3 separate regions of the Homo sapiens genome follow, and all the other regions are linked to region 2. A link is a loop called in an ENCODE intact Hi-C map of the cell type or tissue named here. Cell type or tissue: CD4-positive, alpha-beta T cell. All regions are shown on one strand. Links, peaks and the distances in the headings refer to the core of each region. The heading gives the core; the rest is flanking DNA. Region 1 overlaps FSTL4 (follistatin like 4). Region 2 has its middle 64 kb from the start of PPP2CA-DT. Region 3 has its middle 21 kb from the start of VDAC1.

Evidence for each region. A loop is a pair of places that touch in the nucleus more often than their neighbours do. Peaks named below come from ENCODE experiments on the same cell type or tissue, not always from the same donor. Only the 100,000 strongest peaks of a DNase experiment are listed, where the experiment ranks them.
Region 1: it touches region 2 in a loop (13-fold over the local background); 2 of 110 quality-filtered maps call a loop at or near these places.
Region 3: a loop joins it to region 2, with 10 times the contacts of the local background. A loop is called at or near these places in 27 of 110 quality-filtered maps.

What each region holds. Positions count from the first base shown.
Region 1 is chr5:133,419,854-133,427,086 of GRCh38, forward strand. The region is part of intron 3 of FSTL4 (follistatin like 4); the gene reads right to left. Among named protein-coding and RNA genes, the nearest start is that of MIR1289-2, 4.2 kb to the right of the region's middle. RefSeq lists enhancers at 3,864-3,913, 4,004-4,298. In CD4-positive, alpha-beta T cell, for the core only: CTCF peaks have their summits at 4,131 (motif pointing right) and 4,336; a DNase peak (open chromatin) is centred at 4,128.
Region 2 is chr5:134,286,350-134,293,582 of GRCh38, forward strand. It overlaps a transcript of CDKL3 not described here. Among named protein-coding and RNA genes, the nearest start is that of PPP2CA-DT, 64 kb to the left of the region's middle. In CD4-positive, alpha-beta T cell, for the core only: CTCF peaks have their summits at 3,372 (motif pointing left) and 3,574; a DNase peak (open chromatin) is centred at 3,352.
Region 3 is chr5:134,023,043-134,029,141 of GRCh38, forward strand. It overlaps a transcript of VDAC1 not described here. Among named protein-coding and RNA genes, the nearest start is that of VDAC1, 21 kb to the left of the region's middle. In CD4-positive, alpha-beta T cell, for the core only: a CTCF peak has its summit at 3,736; a DNase peak (open chromatin) is centred at 3,709.

The sequences.
Region 1 (7,233 bases), core at 1,086-6,085, 870 kb before region 2:
ATGACTGATGATCTTGAACATCTTTTTATGTGCTTATTTGCCACTCATAGGTATATATCCAAGAGAAATGAAAGACTATGCTCACAAAAGGACACATACAAAAATATTTATGGAAGTTTTATTCATAGTAGTTCCCAAATGGAAACGAACCTAATGTACATTAACAGGAATCACAAAACAAACTGTGATATAGTCATACAATAAAATACTACTTAGCAATAACAGGAACGAGCAATGGATTTTCCCAGCTACATGGATAAAACTCAGTGTTATATTGAGTTTGAGTCAAAGAAGCCACAAAGTTTCCTTACTGTATGGTTCCACTTACATAAAATTCAAAAATAGCTAAAACTAATCTACGATGCTAGAAATCAGAACAGTGCTTGCCTCTGTGAATGGGAGGGTTGACTAGAAAGATCATTTTCTAGGTTGATAGCAATGTTTTATATCTTGATTGAGTGATGGTATATACATGTGCTGAATATCATTGACAAAAATCTATGCATTTAATTGTATGTAAATTATACCTCAATTTTAAAATAATTCATATTCAGGTTTTACTTTTTGTTCAAACCACACTTGTGATTAAATAATCTCAAGTGGAAATTTAAGAAATCTTTTATTCCTCCCAAATCTTAACAAGCAATCCAGGGCTTCACACCTGTGCAGGCTGGCTGGCAGGGGCTCTGACCCACTCTAGGCTCTGAAGATGAAGGGGGCTCTCAGGCAGGGACTACTGTGCAAATTCCCTGACCTCAAATGATGGTGCCACCATAGCAGCAGGAGCAAGAGGACAACAGGGACCTGGTGTGGTCTGGAGCTGCTCAAACTGCAGAGATGCTTCTAACACAGGAGAGGGTCACACACCCATGCTGGTGGGCCCTCTGTTCATGGCTGCAGCCAGGGCTGGCCCACGGGTGCATGGCTGTAGAGTAATACAGGGTCCCACACTCAGAAGGGCCTTGAGCTTGGGGCTTACTGCTGGGGTTCTTGTCTTGAAATGCTTGCTGATCCTCTTTGAATTTGTGTTCTATACGAGAAGGGTGACGGGACAGTGGAGAATGTGCCAGGGCTTGCAGCCTCGGCTCATGTGTGGCCCTGACTCTCACCTCCTCCTCAGCATCCCAGGATGGCTCTCTGCTGCCTGCTTCTCACCCCTATCCCCTGGGTGGTCTCCCCCACTCACCCCTGCTGCTGCCTTCAACCTTGAACAGTGACCTGGTCACATTGAGGGAGGGAGCATTCTGCCATTGCCCTCCACCCCTGGCAGGGGCCTGGGTGTGGGTATGGGTGAGGCAATGGTTGGGCCCACACCACCAGGCATCTCAGGGCGGGGCAAGGGTATGGCTGTCACTGCCCAGGCTGATAGCACCATGGTGCATACAGTGGGCCTCTTGCTCACCTTCAAGTCAGGTTTTGAACACATCCTGGTACAGGGGTTGCAAGCTGTTGGATGTTGTCTGTCTGTAGAGGGTTGGGCAGTGGGCCCAAAGGAAACCCCTAGCTGAGGCTCTACATTTGCCTTCTGCAGTGGGTCCTACAAATTATGTGGCCAGTTCTGGCTACAGCCACTGTCGGGGGACTCCCCTGCCTGCTGTCTGTATACTTTCCCTTGCATGATCCCAGGCCCGACAGCTGAGCATATGGGATAAGAGTTTCCCCATTCGCTGAGCTCTTCGCTTGCCCTTGTGGTGTGCATTCCACGGGGTGGCCATTGCCCTAACGGTGGGTAACACTAGCAAGCTGGTCCAGGAGGGGGAGCCATTTCCAACGCCTTATGTGCTGTCTTCAGAAATGATCTCTAAGTGCTGCTCTCAGGAGGATAACAAGTGAGCCCATCCCGCCACCTTGAATGACAGCCCATAGGACACAAAGATTGGCAGCAAGCTGCTTTGGGTGGGCATCATGCTCACTCATTCATTCATTCATTCATTCAGATACCTATTGAGTGTGTGCCAGGCCATATTCTAAGTGCTAGAGATATAGCAGTGAACAAAACATACAAAAATCCCTGCCTTTATGGAGCTTATATTTGAGTGGAGGAGACAGGCGGGAAGTGATAAGTACCATGAAGAAAAAGAAAACTAAAAAAGGAGATGAGGAGTGAAGGGACAAGGGATATTTAGATAAGGTGGTCAGGGAGGGCTTCTTGGAGGAGGCAGCCTTTCAGCATGGAGTGAGGGAACAAGCTGAAGAGGATCAGAGTCCAGACCGAGTGCCAAGTCCCTCGGGTGGGAGTGAATTTGATGTTTTCAAGGAAGAGCAAGAAGGATGATTGGGATGAAGGAGAGAAGAAGGACGTGGGCAAAGATGGGGTTAGAGGCGAGTTGGGGACAGAGCAGCAGGGCTGGGTGGGGAGCTCTGGCTGTGTCCTAAGTGTAGTAACAAGCCACTGGTGGATTTTAAGCAGGAGAGTGGTACGATATGATCTATGTTCTTTCAAATGCATGCTGGCTGCTGGGTGGAGGATTGACAGAAATGTGGCAAAAGGAGAAGCAGGGAGGCAGCCTAGGTCTGAGCAAGAGAGCCGGGCCTGGACTGGGGGGCACTGAGGAAGAGCGGAGGGCTTGGTGAGACAGTGGAGGGTAGTGTGAGTGAAGGAGGCGGGGTAAGAAGGACTGTGTAGGTTTGCAGCTGAACAATGAGGAGGATGCTGTTTACCGTTTACTAAAAGGGGGAAAACGTGTCAAGACCAGGTTTGGAAGGAAAAAAAAAAATCAAAGAATTTGTTCTAACTACTTTAAGAATGGGATGGCTATTACGTGTCTAAGTGGGGAAAATCAAGGAGGGAGGTGTCCCTGGAGATGTAGAAATGGAAGATTTTAAAGTCATGGGACTAGAAGACATCACCTAGGGAATGAGAGTAAATAGAAAACAGTGTCATCCTACACAAATTACTCTTAGACAATTATCGAGCATGGTAATTTGTGAAATTTAACAATTCTATCTCTACATTAGGAAAGGTGTGTTTGACTTGAAAATATGTGTTTAATTGGGTCATTCAGACCACTTCAAAACTCTTGCCACGTTTATTTCATTTTTCCTTTATGGCTGCAAGTTGTAATGTCTTAGAAACAACACCCAAGCCCCTCTGGGCTGAAGTGATTGTTCTGATGAATGAGGCTTTCTGTCTTCTGAGAGAATGAGGCTAAATGAACAAGAAACAGGTCAGTGCTGTGCAGGCTCTGAACGGCCGAGCTCTAGTTTTGAAGTTTCATTTGTACAGTTGCTGCCTGGGGGAAATGGAAAGAAAAAGAAAAGATCCCCTGGTATTTCTGTCACAACAGGTTGGAGCTGGCCCGCTGGCTTTGTTCTTGGACTGCACGAATGAATGGGCGGCTTGTTTCCTGGCCCCTTTTGACTGCTCTGCACTGCTCACCTGGATGAGGCGCAGTCCTGAACTGGGGTCTTGGGACATTTCCAGCATTCGTTGACATCAGCAGAAACTTCAGTCCTAAATGCATCCAGGCGGTACCTCGTGCTGTCCTGTCTGCCAGCTAGGAGCTGGAGAAGGCCCATCCTCCCTCTGCCTTGCTCTCTTGGGTCCTTCCTGCCCTCCTTCCAAGAGCCTTTCACAGCACTCTCTGTGGAAGAGGCCCTCAGCCTCCCTCCTGGAACCTCAGCGGGCAGGGCTGCCCAATTCTGCTGCTATGTGAGGAGTTAGCCCCTGCTACAGGAGCGACAGAGTGCATGGGGTGACAGTAGTAAAGGCACAAAGGTGGCTGTGGTCATCGAGGGGTGGTGGGGATGATGGCGGTGAGGCGGTGGTGATGGCTAACGGTGGTGGAGGCAATGGTAGTGGTGACGGCAGGGATGGTGGTGGTTGATGGCAGTAAGGATGGCGATCGGGGTGGTGACGATAGACGTAGTTAGAAACAGCTCATTTTCTTCCCCTCTGAGAATGAGTACAGACAAATGACTCATGACTGAGGCCACGGGACTGCTCTCTGCACAGAGCAGGAAGAAGACATACATAACTGAGTATAACTTTGTCACAACGGAGTACTCGGTGGTGCACAAGACTGGGTGTGCACGTGCCAGGACAAGTCCCTCGGTGCACACAGCGCACGTGAGCTGGAGCCCAGCATGGAGCTGAGGAACAGCGCTGGGGTCCCGGCGGTTCACCAGCTTACCACCAGGTGTCGCTGTGTGCACGAGGGCAAAGGGCACCCGCAGACCAGCAGGGCCGAGCCGGGCTCTGCAGAATCGGACTGGGCTCCCTGTGGGGAGACCACATTCTGTCTGACGCCAGCAGAAGAAGTGCCTGTCCCCAAGATTTCAGGGGACACCTCAGACCCGAGTCATGCAGCAGCTCCGAGGCAGGTGGTGCCCCTGAACTTTCTAGCCGTTCAAAGTCAGTGCACATCCAAGCGTTTGCTGAGTGATTCTGCTGCGCGGGTAACCACCCAGACCCGTGAACAGTGCAGGAGGCCAGTTCGGAAGTTATCATGAGATGATCACCCAGTGTGATGGAAGCATCTCCTGGGACCGGCTGACAATTTGGGAAGTTTACAGAGCACTTGAGAGAGACACAACCCGAGGGGACTGTTTTGGAGATGGGAGATAAAAGGAGATGATATTTGTATTCAATACCTTAGAGACAGGAAATGACATGTTTTGTGAGCTTTGCATTTCCGAGCAGTCTCTCAGATGATGGTCTTTAGAATGTCCAGGGGCACCTGGGTTCTCTACGACTTCCCTGGTTGTGCTGTCCCACGGCGTCTCCAGGTTGGTGACACTCAAGCACTACAGGAATACGTGATGGTGTCCTCTGAGAGGCACTATGGCACATCTCAGGCCAAGGGAAGGCTGGTCTGGACAGGGAAGCTGGCAGTGACCATGTGGTCACTAGGCAGCATTCCCATAGCTGGGCTCACTTCTAAATACCACGTAAAGGAGAGAGTACTGGCTTTGGAGTCTAACGATCTTGAGATCTTGAGTCTAATTCTCCCATCTGGAAAATGGGAGAATAAGCCTTTCCCTGAAGCCCATAGAGAGAAGCACATGCCATAGTGAAATGTAAGGCACTTAGCATGGTTCCTGGTGCACAGTGGGTGCAGAAAATGCTAGGCCTTTCCTCCCTTCCCATCAAATAGATAACCTAATCAAAAGAAAATCTGTAAAAACAAAACAAAAGATATAGCAACATTTCTTATGCGCATCAGACTGGGTCTAACTATTAGACTGTGGATTAATCTATTTCAAGTGAGTATTGATAGAAAAGATCTACGGGCTCACATGTATTGCACATTTATTATGTTCCAGACACCATAAGGACTTGATGTAGATTTTGTTACAGATTTTTGACAACACTTTATTATAAAGTTTTTAGTTTGTAAATCTTTTTAACATTAAGATTTCTTCAAAGTGACCTAAAAAAAAAGGTACCTTAGCTAAGTCCGAGGTTTGTCTTAAGAGCTGCTCTCAAGCTGTTTGAATGGCCTGTCCCAGCCTGGTCTTGTCTCCCAGCAGGAGACCCAGAGCAAGTCAGCTAGAGGCTGGCAGAGATAATGCCATCCCCAGGTGGCAAAGCTGTTAACCGCGCATCGCCAAACCCTCCAGGCCTGAGGTTTAACAATGCCCCACAGCAGGAGTTGTGCTGAGATATTAAGAAAGAGACAAAAGGGAAAGCTATGTCGAATGTGAGTTCAAATTGTTCAGCAGAAAACCTGGAAAAGTAATTAGCAGACTCTTGTGAGGAAAGAATTAATGCCCAACTGACCTCCCAAGACTCTGTAATATCTGAATTTCCACTGTTGGATATTCATTTCTTTGAATAGCCCTTCTGGGTTCCTCTCTGAAACTCTACATTTGAACTTTAAAGTTAAAGCATTAATTAATTAATTCACTCATTGAATAATTCTGTGTTCCTACTGTGGGTGAGATGCTAGGTCCTGGGACACAGCAGAGAATAAGGGAGATATGGATCCTGCCCTCAAAGCTTATGATCCAGTTTCTGGCTGTCAAGTGTAGCCGTGTGGTTTGTCCACTGCACGATAAGCCAAGTGGCGGAAGAAATCCAGAAGCTGGCTGGGTCCAAAGGGAGAACAGGGACATAGGATAAAGAGCCTGCATTTGAAGTTAGGGTGAGGAGAAGGGAAGCAGGAATGACGTGGGGGGCTCTAGTCTTCCTGTCTAAGTGCTGGGGACCCCCCCTGAGCAAGACCCTTCTCTCTTGGCCTTGGTCTTCTCTTCTTCCACATATGGGGAGCTGGAAGTGGACCAGTCTTGACTTCCTCTGTAGCTTTCACCTTCCTCATTGCCCCAACATCCCTGAGAGTGTGCCTTTGATCTCAAAAGAAGTCATCTTTCCCAGTTAGGAATTTTTAAAGCACAGAGTGTGCTAGCAGAAGACAGAGTGTTGTCCTTCAAGCCTGACCAAAGGAAAGTCTTTGCCATGAAGGGAGGACACAGGGAGCAAAGGATAGCCGGGAGTCTGGGGAGGTGAGAGGGGGAGACCTGCCTCCGTGGCTCTCCTGGGCTGTGCTGACCCGCAGGACCAGTGGCTTGGGTCTCCTGCATAATGAGCCCATGTCACTTCATGGGGGTTCTGGGCAGATGAATAGCGCTGCCCTGCCCCCTCCGCACTCCCTAATTGGAGAATGTCATGAAGTTGGTCTCCAGACAGAGATCATTAGGAAGAGACTAACAATTCTGATCCCTCATAACGGAGCTCTCATGGCCAATTAGCAGCAGAGGAAACTGAACTGTACCGTGGGTTGGGGAATGATCAATGCCGGCATTGTGCATTCTGGCAGGGTGGATCACTGGGTGGCTGGGGAGTGGAGGCAAAAGTAGTAGAAGCGGTGGCAATGGGGGCTATGGAGGAGCAATCTCTGGCTGGAGGCACAAGCCTCAGTCCTGTTATTTCCCAGGGAGACAGTCAGCCAGTTCTGCTTTAATAATGCACTGATAGAAGCTCCAGTTCCCTTCTTTAGTTTAGCAAACACCACTGCTACTGCAATCCAGAACCCAAACCAGGCTAAAATGTTTCCTTTTTCCGAAAGTCAGCACAAGTTCTGGGAGGAGTAAGCTGAGATTTCAGGTTCTAAAACAACCTAAATCTCAGCATGTCTTATGTTCTCAGTGTTCCGTCTCTCAAATGCCCAACGGCCCAGAGGAATTTTGGTTTATCAAACCTTGAAATACCCCAACATTCCTCACAGTACTCTTCCATCCTATGAACTAGCTCACACTGCCCCCCAAGACTACCCCAGCAATGTCACCACTGGA
Region 2 (7,233 bases), core at 839-5,838:
GGTCAAAGCCATTCAACAAGTCTCTAGAAAGTTCCAAACTTTCCCACATTTTCCTGTCTTCTTCTGAGCTCTCCAAACTGTTCAAACCTCTGCCTGTTACCCAGTTCCAAAGTTGCTTCCACATTTTTGGGTATCTTTTCAGCAATGCCCCACTCTACTGGTACCAATTCACTGTATTGGTCTGTCTTCATGCCGCTGATAAAGACGTACCTGAGACGGGACAATTTACAAAAGAAAGAGGTTTATTAGACTTACAGTTCCACATGGCTGGGGAGGCTTCACAATCATGGTGGAAGGCAAGGAACAGCAAGTCATGTCTTACATGGATGGCAGCATGCAAAAAGAGAGGGAGCTTGTGCAGGAAAACTCCCCCTTGTAATAACCATCAGATCTCATGAGACTTACTATTATGAGAACAGCACAGGAAAGACCTGCCCCCATGATTCAATTACCTCCCACCAGGTCCCTCCTACAACACGTGGGAATTCAAGATGAGATTTGTGTGGGGACACAGCCAAACCCTATCAGTAAGGCTGAAGAAACAGCAAAATGATAAAGTGGAAACATTTAGCAAACATATAGAGACTGTAGCTTCAGGTAAATGTCTGTGGAAGAACTACAAATTTTGGAGAAATACCCTCAGAGGTGGTAGCCAAGCTATAAGAGTAACATACTTCTCTCAAGGAACAGGGAAGAGTGGAGGCCTTAAGAACTGCCAGGGAAACAGGTAGGAAGAAAAATTATCAGTAGAACAGAAAAGCACTTAGAATTAAGAAGAAAATGATGACATGTGACAAAAAAGAAGGCGCGCTTTGAGGAGGAAAAGATGATTCATAGTGTGAAATGTGACACAAAGATCAGGAAAAATAAGGATTTTTTAAAAGTCACTGAATTTGACAATTAGGTGATAACTGGTGCCCATCAAAAGCAAGTTTTTATTACTCTGGTGAAAACAGAACCCTGACTCAATTATTTAATGGATCGAATTTTAATTTTATTCTTCAAGGGGTGTTAAACACAAGAGAGTGTTCCCTATCCTTGTGACTCTATTCTGTGTTCCTTCTTCCAAAGGAAAGGTAATGAGTGCCACACAGCAGCAACCCACTGAGCAACCAGTTGTATCCCCTTTCACTTATGACAACTTCACGTGGTCAAAGGACTTAGAGCCAAGACTCCCAATCATCACATGGATGCTACCCAACAGATTTCAAGACCTAGCCAATTGATTGCCAATTCAGCTGCCCCTGCCACTGCCATTGCCATAACCTACTTGTTTGCATGAGTTTTGGTGGCTATGGAGAACCAAATAGGAGCAATCCTATCAGCAGAGGCATATTTATTGAAAGCCAATGTAGTCCCTCACTTGCACAGGCTGCACCCAAAGCCATGGAAACAGCCCTTCTAATTTTGCCTTTGAAATTTTGTGTTTCCTCCTCAAAAAGAGCCCTCATTTAAAAGTATCAGCTTCCATAAAACCTGGATCTGCCTAAATTAACCAGTAACTCATCTTCTCGACACCTTACCACAGCTATGTTTGTAACTTTACTTTTTTTTTTTTTTTTGAAATGGCGTTTCACCCTTGTTGCCCAGGCTAGAGTGCAATGGTGCAATCTCAGCTCACCACAACCTCTGCCTCCCAGGTTCAAGTGATTCTCCTGCCTCAGCCTCCCGAGTAGCTGGGATTACAGACATGTGCCACCACACCCAGCTAATTTTGTATTTTTAGTACAGATGGGGTTTCTCCATGTTGGTCAGGGTGGTCTCGAACTCCTGACCTCAGGTGATCTGCCCGCCTTGGCCTCCCAAAGTGCTGGGATTATAGGCATGAGCCACCAAGCCTGGCCTGTAACTTTACTTTTAAAACTCCACTAACACTCAAAAACTCTGAGAAAATCCAATGTAACCCCAAATGATAAAAGTTGGAAAGTGTTGAGCTAAACTTGCTTTTCTCAGGGTGGAAAAGAATTACAGTACTAGTATCTCTTTTTTGACATGGTACAACTCTAACTGGGTCTCCAGAGATTAATTTTCTTCCAAACCACAATAGCGGACACATTATACAGCTCTCTTTTAAAACTGTAAATGCCATGTTTTTTCTTGTATTTAATGAAACACTTTATGCCTGCAGAACAGATAACTCATGCCAACTTTATGTCTAAATAAATGGTGACCAGTGCACAGATACCCTAGGAGTTTCACAGGCAGTATGCAACAAGAGTAGAGGACACTTTCAGACCTAATTTATTCCCAAAGGGAATTAAGTCAGGATAAACTCAGATAACTCGCATAACAAAACTTAAAGACCATAATTCTTCATCCTTGAAGAAGACACAGAGACCCAGTGAACTACTAAATTTCATCACTACAAACCCACTGTGTCCTGTGTGTGTTAAACCTTGAGTCCTCACAATATCTCTAGGATAAGCTATTTTGTCCCCATTATCCAGCTGGGAAAACTGAGGCAGCAAAGCACCAAACAGGTTTCCAATGAAGAGGTGATAAAAGCATCTGCCTTCTAACTCAGGTAATCTGATACTAATCTGGACTCTCATAATATGTGACTTTAAATAAAAATGGAATGTTTGTTCAATAAACTTTTTTTTTTTTTAAAGAACCAGCCTGGCCAATATAGTGAGGCCCTGTCTGTATGAAAAATTTAAAAATGAGCCCAGCATGGTGGTGAACACCTGTACTCCCAACTATTCAGGAGGCTGAGGCAAGAGGATTGCTTGAGCCCAGGAATTTGAGGCTGCAGTAAGTTATGATCATGTTACTGTAGTTCAGCCTAGACAGCAGAGCAAGACCCTGTCTCATAAAAAAAAAAAAAAAAAAAAAGGAAAGAAAAAGAAAAGAAAAAATCCCCAGGAGTTTGCAGGTACACTTTCAATAAATATTCTGATACCATCACATTTTCTGTTTGAAGAATAGAGAGAAATTAAAGAAACCAATTTTCCAAACTCAACAACAATCCAAGGAATCCAACAATATTGATGGCAGAATTATTATATAATAAATCCTGTTGTTAAAGTAATTTCATGAGGCATCAGATGCTTTTAACATTATAATAATACTGTTCAATGTAATAATGAGTAGCCACAAAGAAATTACTCAGAGATGCCCAAGAGTAAATGTTGCCTGAAATGTGTATAATCTAGGTCTTGGTTTGAAATGTCCTGAGACTTTGGAGGAAACCAAATTCCTAGCTTGCACTTTTGTTGCATTTCTCATCTAGGGGATTTAGACCAAAAAGCACAGCTGTATTAGCACCCCATCTTCATACATTAGTTCGTCCAACAGGAGACCAAATGGCTTGTCCTCTGTTAGGGTCAGAGGGTGACTCCAGCTCTTGAAAATGCTGGACTGTGGGCTCCCTCTGGAGGAGACTATGATAATCTGACTTCGAAGAGAATTTCAGGATCATCCTCACTCTCTTGAGCAAGAGGGGCATACAGACCATGTAACAGCTACTGGAAACAATCAATACAAAGTACTGTTATCCAGAAAATGAAATTAATACTAACATGATACACAGTGCATATTCTACCCCACCGGTAAAATTATATTTCATTCTTCTGTTTTTTTTCCTCAAGTGACTTACTATGTGGAGTGCTTAATAAATCCATTCATTCGTCACAGAGCAAATGTTAATGTGTGCCAATATATGTTATGCATTGTTCTAAGCATGGAGAATACAGCAGTGAACAAGACGTTAAAACTTTGCCTTGGCCAGGCGCAGTGGCTCACACCCGTAATCCCAGCACTTTGGGAGGCTGAGGCAGGCAAATCACAAGGTCAAGAAATCAAGACCCTCCTGGCCAACATGGTGAAACCCCATCTCTACTAAAAATACAAAAATTAGCTGGGCATGGTGGCACATGCCTGTAATCCCAGGTACTCGGGAGACTGAGGCAGGAGAATCTCTTGAACCAGGGAGTCGGGAAGTTGCAGTGAGCCGAGATTGCGCCACTGTACTACAGACTGGTGACAGAGTGAGACTCTGTCTCAAAAAAAAAAAAAAAAAAAAAAAAAGGGTTTGTCTTGAACTGGAAGGAGGTGAAGAAAGAAATCGTGTAGATGCATGAGGAAAGAGATTTTCTAGGCAAAGGAAACAGCAAGAGCAAAGTTTCTAAGGCAGAAGCATAACCATTGTGCTGCAGGAATTGCAAAGGGGCCAGTGGGCCTGGAACAGAATGAGCAATAGGGAGGAAAATAATCAATGGTGTCAAAGAAGGGGAGAGGCATACTGTGTAGGGCTGTGTAAGTTATTGTGATGTCTGTGGCTTTTACTCTGAGTGAAGTGGGAAGCCATGAGGGTTTTGGGCAGAGCAATGACATCATCTGATTTAAGTTTTTTTTTTTAATTTTTTTGTAGAGATGGGGTCTTGCTATATTGCCCAGGCTGATCTCAAACTCCTGGCCTCAAGGGATCCTCTTACCTCAGCCTCCCAAAGTGTTGGGATTATAAGTGTGAGCCACCACACACAATCTGACTTAAGTTTTATTAAGAACACCCAGGCAGTGCATTGAAACTGAAGAAACTGAAGAACAAGAAACTGAAGGTTGAACAGAGGTGAAGGCAGGAGATCAGTTAGGAGACTTCTACAAAATCCAGACAAGAGATGTTGTGAATAGCAGTGAAGGGGTATAAGGTGGTCAAATCCTGGAAATATTTTGAAAATAGAGCTGAAAGGATGATGTAGGGTATAAGAAAAAGAGAGGAGTTGAGGATTACTCCAAGATTTTTCTCTTGAGCAATTAGAAGAATGGAGTTACCCTTAACTAACATGCAGAAAACACTCAAGGAAGCATATGGAGTGAGGAAGAGATCAGGACTTTAATTTTGGATATGTTAAGTTTGAGATACCTATTATATATTTTAATATAGCTGTTGAATGGGTAATTGGAAATCTGAGTTTGGAGTTTGTGGGTGAAGTCCAGGCTGGAAGGAGAGATTTCAGAATCATCAGCATATAAATGGTATTCAAGGTTATGTGTCTGGATAAAATTACCTGGGGAGTATAGACAAAAAAGAGAAGAGGTCTAAGAAGTGAACCCAAATGTGTGAACTACGAAACATCATATCTCTTGCTTTCCCATTGTTTACAGATTCATCAAACTATTATTAAGAGAAACTAACCAGGCTGGGGACAGTGGCTTACGCCTGTAATCCCAGCACTCTGGGAGGCTGAGGCAGGCAGATAGATCACCTGAGGTCAGGAGTTCGAGACGAGCCTGGCCAATATGGTGAAACCTCGTCTCTACTAAAAATACAAAAGTAGCTGGGCATGGTGGCGTACACCTGTAATCTCAGCTACTTGGGAGGCTGAGACAGGAGAATCGCTTGAACCTGGGAGGCAGAGGTTGCAGTGAGCCAAGATCATGCCATTGCACTCCAGCCTGGGTGACAGAGCAAGACTCCATCTCAAAAAAAAAAAAAAGGAACTCTTTAACTGAGCTTCTAGTGATAGCCATGTTGGAGTAACACGTATCAGCTTTACCTTAAATAATAATAAAACTGTATAAAATATATAAAACAACTGTTTTCAGGCATGTGATAACAGGTAAGGGTGAATTTTATCAGGAATATTATAGCTCTAAATATATATGCAGCTAATAATAGAGCTTCAAAATACATAAAGCAACTGATGAAAAGAGCAACAGACAAATCCACGATTATAATTGAGGATTTCAACAGTCTTCCCTCAGCAATTGATTCAAAAAGTAAACTGAAAATCAGTAAAGATATGATATTTAAATGCACCATCAACCAACTTGACCTAATTGACATTTATGGAATGCTACACCCATTTTCAGCAGAATATACATTCTTCTCAAGCACAAATATTCACTAAGATAGACCATATGCTAGGATATTAAACAAGAATCAATGGATTTAGAAGGATTAACATAATATAGAGTATATTCTCTGACCACATTGAAATTGAATTAAAAATCAGTAACAGAAAGATATTTGGAACACCTCCAAATAGATGGTAATTAAAAACAGATTTCTAAATAAATGGATCAAATAAAAAATAAAAAAGAAAGTTGGGAAATACTTTCACTGATGATAGGATAACAACATTTAAATTTGTAGGAAGCAGCTATAAAAGGAAATTTAAAGTTTTAAATGCTCATATTAGAAAAGAAAGGTCTCAAATCAATGACCGCAGCCTCCACCTTCAGAAGCTAGAAAAAGAAGAGCAAATTAAAACCAAAATAAATAGAAAGAAGAAATAATAAATATAAGAACATAACTCAATAAAATAGAAAACAAACAATAGAAATAATAAAACAAAAAGCAGTTCTTTGAAAAGATTAGCAAAGTTGATAAACCTCTATCTAGACTTACTAATAAAAAAAAGGAAGAGAGAAAACACAAATTATCAATAACAGGAATGATAAAGGGAACATCACCATAGATCCACCAACTTAAAAATGATAACAAAGGAAAATATTAAACAATTTTATGTCAATACAACCAGCAACTTAGTTGGGATGAATCTATTCCTTGAAAGAAGCAAACAAATGGATACAAGGAAGAAAAGAAAATCTGAATATCTCTATTAAATAAATGTAAGGAAATTAAATTTGTATATTAAGATCCTTTCACAGTGAAAACTCCAGGCCCTGTTGGCCTCACTGCCAATTTCTTTTTTTTTTTTTTTTTTTTTTTTTTTTTTTTTTTGAGACGGAGTTTCACTCTTTTTGCCCAGGCTGGAGTGCAATGGCATGATCTTGGCTCACCACAACCTCTGCCTCCCAGGTTCAAGCAGTTCTCCTGCCTCAGCCTCCCAGGTAGCTGAGATTACAGGCATGCGCCACCACGCCCAGCTAATTTTGTATTTTTAGTAGGCACGGGGTTTCTCCATGTTGGTCAGGCTGGTCTCAAACTCCCAATGTCAGGTGATCTGCCCGCCTCGGCCTCCCAAAATGCTGGGATTACAGGTGTGAGCCACCACGCCTGGCCTCTCACTGCCAATTTCTAACAAACATTTAAGGAGGAAATAAAATCAATCCTACACAAATTCAGGAAATGGGGGAGTGCTGGGGGGCAGGAGAATACTTCCTAATTCATTTTATAAGCAACATTAACAAAGATAATAAAACTAGACAAGGACAATACAAGAAAAAAATGAACCAAAATCCTTCATTAATATAGATGCCAAAATCCTTAATAAAATATTAACCATTTCAGTGCTTTGGAAGGCCGAGGTGGGAGGATCACTTGAG
Region 3 (6,099 bases), core at 1,100-6,099, 260 kb before region 2:
TATTTACAATAGCAAAGACTTGGAACCAACCCAAATGCCCATCAGTGATATACTGTATAAAGAAAACGTGGCACATATACACCATGGAGTAACTATGCAGCCATAAAAAAGAATGAGTTCATGTCCTTTGCAGGGACATGGATGAAGGTGGAAGCCATCATTCTCAGCAAACTAACACAGGAACAGAAAACCAAACACCGAATGTTCTCACTCATAAGTGGGAGTTGAACAATAGGAACACATGGACACAGGGAGGGGAACATCACACACTGGGGTCTGTCGGGGGGCAAGGGGAGGGAGAGCATTAGGACAAATACCTAATGCATACCGGGCTTAAAACCTGGATGACATGTTGATAGGTGCAGCAAACCACCATGGCACACGTATACCTATGTAACAAACCTACATGTTCTGCACATGTATCCCAGAACTTAAAGTAAAAAAAAAAAAAAAAGACAACCCTCTTCTGGGCCCCCTCTCCATGGCAGATAAATAAATATGTAATTATGGATTTTGATAAGTGCTTTGGAAGAAACGTTCTTCGGAACATTCATTCATTCAACAAATATTTATTGAGCTCCTACCATGGGCCAGGCCCTCTTCTAGGTGTTGGAGACTCAGGAATGCACAAAATAAATGTGGTTCCTCCCCTCTTGGCACTTACTGTCTAGGGGGCAAGACTGACAGCAAAAAGAGTATGATGGCAAGTGTTGATAAGGCAGAGTGGGCATAAGGGATGAGGGCTACTCAAGACTGTCACGGAAGGCCTCTCCAAAGAGGTGACTTATAAGCAGAAATTAATGAAGTGGGCTGGGCACAGTGGCTCATGCCTGTAATCCCAGCACTTTGGGAGGGCAAGGTAGGCAGATCACCTGAGGTCAGGAGTTTGAGACCAGCCTGGCCAACATGGCGAAACCCCATCTCCACTAAAAATACAAAAAAAAAAAAAAAATTAGCCAGGCATGGTGATGCACACCTGTAATCCCAGCTACTCAGCAGACTGAGGCAGGAGAATGGCTTGAACCAGGAGGCAGAGGTTGCAGTGAGCTGAGATCATGCCACTGCACTCCAGCCTAGGCAACAGAGGAAGACTCCATCTCCAGAGGAAAAAAAAAAAGAATGAAGTGAGCAAGTATTTCATGGAGAGCCCTGACCTGACTTGAAGAAGGTGGGCATGGTGGATTGCCTGCAAAACTGGTGGCCAGGCCGGGTGCGGTCACTCACACCTATAATCCCAGCATTTTGGGAGGCCGAGGAGGGCAGTCACTTGAGGTCAGGAGTTTGAGAGCAGCCTGGTCAACATGGTGAAACCCTGTCTCTACCAAAAAATACAAAAATTAGCCAGGTGTGGTGGTGGGCACCTGTAGTCCCAGCTACTTGGGAGGCCGAAGCAGGAGAATTGCTTGAACCTAGGAGGCAGAGGTTGCAGTGAGCCGAGCTTGCACCACTGCACTCCAGCCTGGGCGAGAGAGTGAGACCCTGTCTCAAAAAAAAAAAGAAAAAAAAAAAAACCTGGCTAATTCCTCCCAACCACTTCTCTCATCAAGAGATAGAAACTTAAAAAAAAAAAAAGAGTAAATAAATAAAATGACTGCAGCAAAATAAAAATTTTTTAAGAGCTGGAGTCTACTCACCTCACATTTCACTGGGCAGCTGTGCTGCCCTCAGAGCTTGCTCTAACCAGTGGAATGTGGTTGCAGGAACACTGTGCCAGTGCTAGGCCTGGACCTTAGAAGCCAGGTAGATTCTGTTCTCTGCTCTTATAGCCCAGACCCACACTGGTAGTAAGAAGTCCAATTATTCTGCTGGAGAGAGAGGCTCAGCTGCCTCTGCACCCACTCCCCTACCCCCTAGCCAGCTGAGCTACCATACACGTGAGTGAAGCCATCTAGAAGATTCCAGCCCTGGCCAAGCTCCCAGCTGAAGGCAGCCACATGCATGGCCCCAGCCAACACCACATGGAGCAGCATGGTGAAGCCAAGCCACTGCCCTGTCCCAGGCGTGGGATGAGGGAGGCTGTGTTAGTCCATTTTGGTGTTGCCATAAAGAAATACCTGAGGGTGGGCAATTTATAAAGAAAAGATCTTTAATTGGCTCACAGTCTGCAGGCAGTACAGGAAGCATGATGCCAGCATCTGCTTCTGGCATGGCCCTCAGGAAGCTTCCACTCATGGCAGAAGGTGAAGGGGGACCAGGCACGTCACATGGCGAAAGAGGGAGCATGGGGTTGGGAGGAGGTTGTGGTCTCTTTTAAGCAATCAGATCTCATGATAACTCTTTACCATAGGGAGGGCACCAAGCCATTCATCATTCATAAGAGGTTCACCCCCATGAGTCAAACACCTCCCACCAGGCCCCACCTCCAACACTGGGACTCGCACGTCAACATAAGATTCGGAAGGGACAAATATCTAGACCATATCAGAGGCTCAAATTGAGGTGAGGGCAGCAGTAGGGGTGGGGGAAATGGATGAATTGGACTTATTTAGGAAGTAGAGCCAGTAGGATTCAGTGATGGAGGTGATGTTTCCCTCTCTCCCTCTCTCTTATTTATTTATTTATTTTTATTTGAGTTCTCACTCTGTCACCCAGGCTGGAGTGCAGTGGCGCAATCTCTGCTCACTGCAACCTCAAACTCCTGGGCTCAAGCAATCCTCCCACCTCAGCCTCCCGACTAGCTGGGACTACAGGTGCACACCACCATGCCCAGCTAAGTTTCTTTTCATTTTTTTTCATAGAAATAGGGTCTCACTATTTTACCTAGGCTGGTCTTGAACTCCTGGCCTCAAGCGATCCTCCCACCTCAGCCTCCCAAATGGAGGTGATGTTTCTAGCTGTGGAACTCAGGGTCTGGCCCAGCCTCTACTGGGTTGGAGGAGGGGCAGGTTTAGGGAAAGATGTGAGTTTGGATTGCCATGGGCAGTGCCAACCTTCTGCCTTTTCCACCGAGCCTGGCCTGGGGGAGGGAGTTGCCTGGAATCACCACCAGTCTGGCCACGGGGAGTCATTGCCGGGCAAGCAGCTAGACATGATTCCAACCCTCACACTCCCTGCCCTCATGCAAATCCGAACATCCAAGCCCTGAATTAGAGAGATTCTAAGGGAGAGGGATCTCTGCATCTGCAGGAAAAGGGAGAGGGAAATAAACAAAGTTGGCCCAACTTTTTTTAAACATCACTAAATGGCTGGGTGTGGTGGCTCACGCCTGTAATCCCAGCACTTTGGGAGGCCGAGGTGGGCAGATCACGAGGTCAGAAGATCAAGACCATCCTGGCTAACCGTCTAACACGGTGAAACCCTGTCTCTACTGAAAATACAAAAAATTAGCCAGGCGTGGTGGCGGGCGCCTGTAGTCTCAGCTACTCGGGAGGCTGAGGCAGGAGAATGGCGTGAACCCGGGAGGTGGAGCTTGCAGTGAGCCAAGATCACGCCACTGCACTCCAGCCTGGGTGACAGAGCGAGACTCCGTCTCAGAAAAAAAAAAAAAAAAAAAAAAACACTAAACATTTGATCAAAATGATAGAAAAATGTCCCATCCCCACTGACTCCCCTGGCTGCCACACACCCTAGCTGGCCTTATTTGCGGCTTCCCTGGCCCAGTCTTAGAGCCAGGGCTTTACCAGCCAAGCCAGCTGCATTCCACCTGGCAGGCAAGTTGCCTCCCTGTGGACTGGAGCTTAATGAGCCATGGGTGCACTCCCACCTACTCACCAACAAGTGGCAGCACTCTCCAAGCCCGTCACCCCAAGCCTGCATGGATCTGCACAAAGGTAAATTCTCAAGACAGATTTTCCCCTGTGTGAAACTGGCATCAGATTCCCTCATTTACAGATGTGGAAACTGAGGCTGCTGAAGAAATGCTTCTAAGCCTGAGCTGCAAAGATTTCATTCCCACTAGAGCGTTAGGCTGGTTTTCTGACCCAGTTCCAAGGGCAACCTGGCCCTGGACTCCCAGGGGCATTTGACAATATCTGGAGATGTTTTTAACTTCACAGCTTTGGGGAAGAGGTGTTGCTACTGGCACCTGCCAGGTGGTGGCCAGGGGTGATGCTAAGCATCTTACACAGGACAGGCCCCAACCCCGCCCTATAAAGAAATGTCTAGCCCAGGATATCAACAGTGATGAGGTTGAGAAACACTGATTCAATCAGATTCTCAAGAGTCAATGGCCTGCAAAGTGCTGAGACGTCCCTGGATCAGGGGCCCCTGGATAGGATGATCCCAGCCCTCCTCCCTCTCCCGCCCCATCAGCAGCCATGAGAGGGGCTCCCGTTGCCTCCTTCACCTGCAGGTCTCCCTCAGACCCACTGCTTCATGACCAGTTCCCGAGCAGCAAGGTGTGCAGGCGCTGTGCCGGGCCCTGGAGAGAACATGGGGGACAAGAGAGCGACAGCCCCTCCCTGCCTTCCTTCCAGCAGCTCAGGCTGCAGGGAGAGACAAAGTATTTGCAAATGTGACAAGTGCCAGGGTGGGACAAAAAAGGGACTGAGACACAGAATAATACAGAGGGGACCAACTTAAACAAAGAAGATTGGAAAAGCCTCTGAAAAGGTGACTGCTGAGCTAAGGTCTGAAGAACGAGCCACCCACATTAATTGAAAAGACAACACAACCAACACTAACTTTCATTTGTTTCAATTACCCGTGATCTTCTCCCTGCCCACCTACCATGACTGCAACTCTGTTATTTTTGGTATAATAAATTCATTTCCAGATCTTGCCTACTTTTTTTTTTTTTTTTTTTTGAGATGGAGTCTCGCTCTTGTCACCCGGGCTGGAGTGCAGTGGTGTGATCTCGGCTCACTGCAACCTCCGCCTCTCAGGTTCAAGCGATTCTCCTGCCTCAGTCTCCCAAGTAGCTGGGATTACAGGCGCCCACCACCATACCCTGCTAATTTTTGTATTTTTAGTACAGACAGGGTTTCACCATGTTGACCAGGCTGCTCTCAAACTCCTGACCTCAGGTGATCTGCCTGCCTTGGCCTCCCAAAGTGCTGAGATTACAGGCATGAGCCACTGTGCCTGGCCATGTCCAGGTATTTCTATAGCATTTTAGCCATCCTTTGAGTGTGTGTATACATTTATATATTTATTTATTTATTTATTTAGAGACAGAGTCTCACTCTGTTGCCCAGGCTGGAGTGCAGTGGTGCCATCTCGGCTCACTGCAACCTCCACCTTCCAGGTTCAAGCAATTCTCCTGCCCCCACCTCCCAAGTAGCTGGGAGTACAGGGACCCGCCACCATGCCTGGCTAATTTTTGTCTTTTTAGTAGGGACAGGGTTTCACCATGTTGGCCAGGCTGGTCTCGAACTCCTGACCTCAGGTGATTCGCCTGCCTTGGCCTCCCAAAGTGCTGGGATTACAGGTGTGAGCCACTGCACCCTGCCCTGAGTGTGTATTTTGTATTGTGAGTTTTTTCTTCCATGTTGCTATGTAGGCTTGGTGATCATCATTTATAACAGTGTTCAATGTTTCATTGCACTGAGGATTTTCTAAATGGTTCTCTAACTGTTGTTCATTTCTTCTGTGGGAGGGAACATCCAGTCATCTAACAATGCTCAGCTCACTAATTCCTCTGGCCTGGCATTGCTCTTCCTCCTCCTTCCCTCCCGTGAATGCCTCCTGAGGTAGGTGGGATGACCGTCATTTCACAGTGGGAAGGGACCTTGCGGCCAGCCAAACCACTGGTAGGCAAATGTGACTGTACATCAGGGATCATTGATCCCTCAGCCAAGTACAGATTCCTAGGCCCTGTATCATCTGCCCAATCAGATGGGACAGTATGGAAGGTTTAAAATATGTCCACATATTCTTTGACAATCCTCCCTTCAGAAGGCAGTTGCTAATTCCCCTGTCCTTGAATGTGGACCACAGCACTCTCCTGGATCCCTCATCCTAGGAAAAGATGGCGGCCATGTCATAAGGACACTCAAGCAGCCCTGGAAGAGGCCCATGTTGGGTGGAACTGAGCCCTCCTAGCAGCAGTAGGGTGACCAATCGTTCTGGTTTGTCTAGGACAGTTCCAGTTTTCACACTGAAAGTCCCACATCCTAGGGAACCTCTTAGTCCTAGGCAAACAGAAGTGGGTGCCCATCT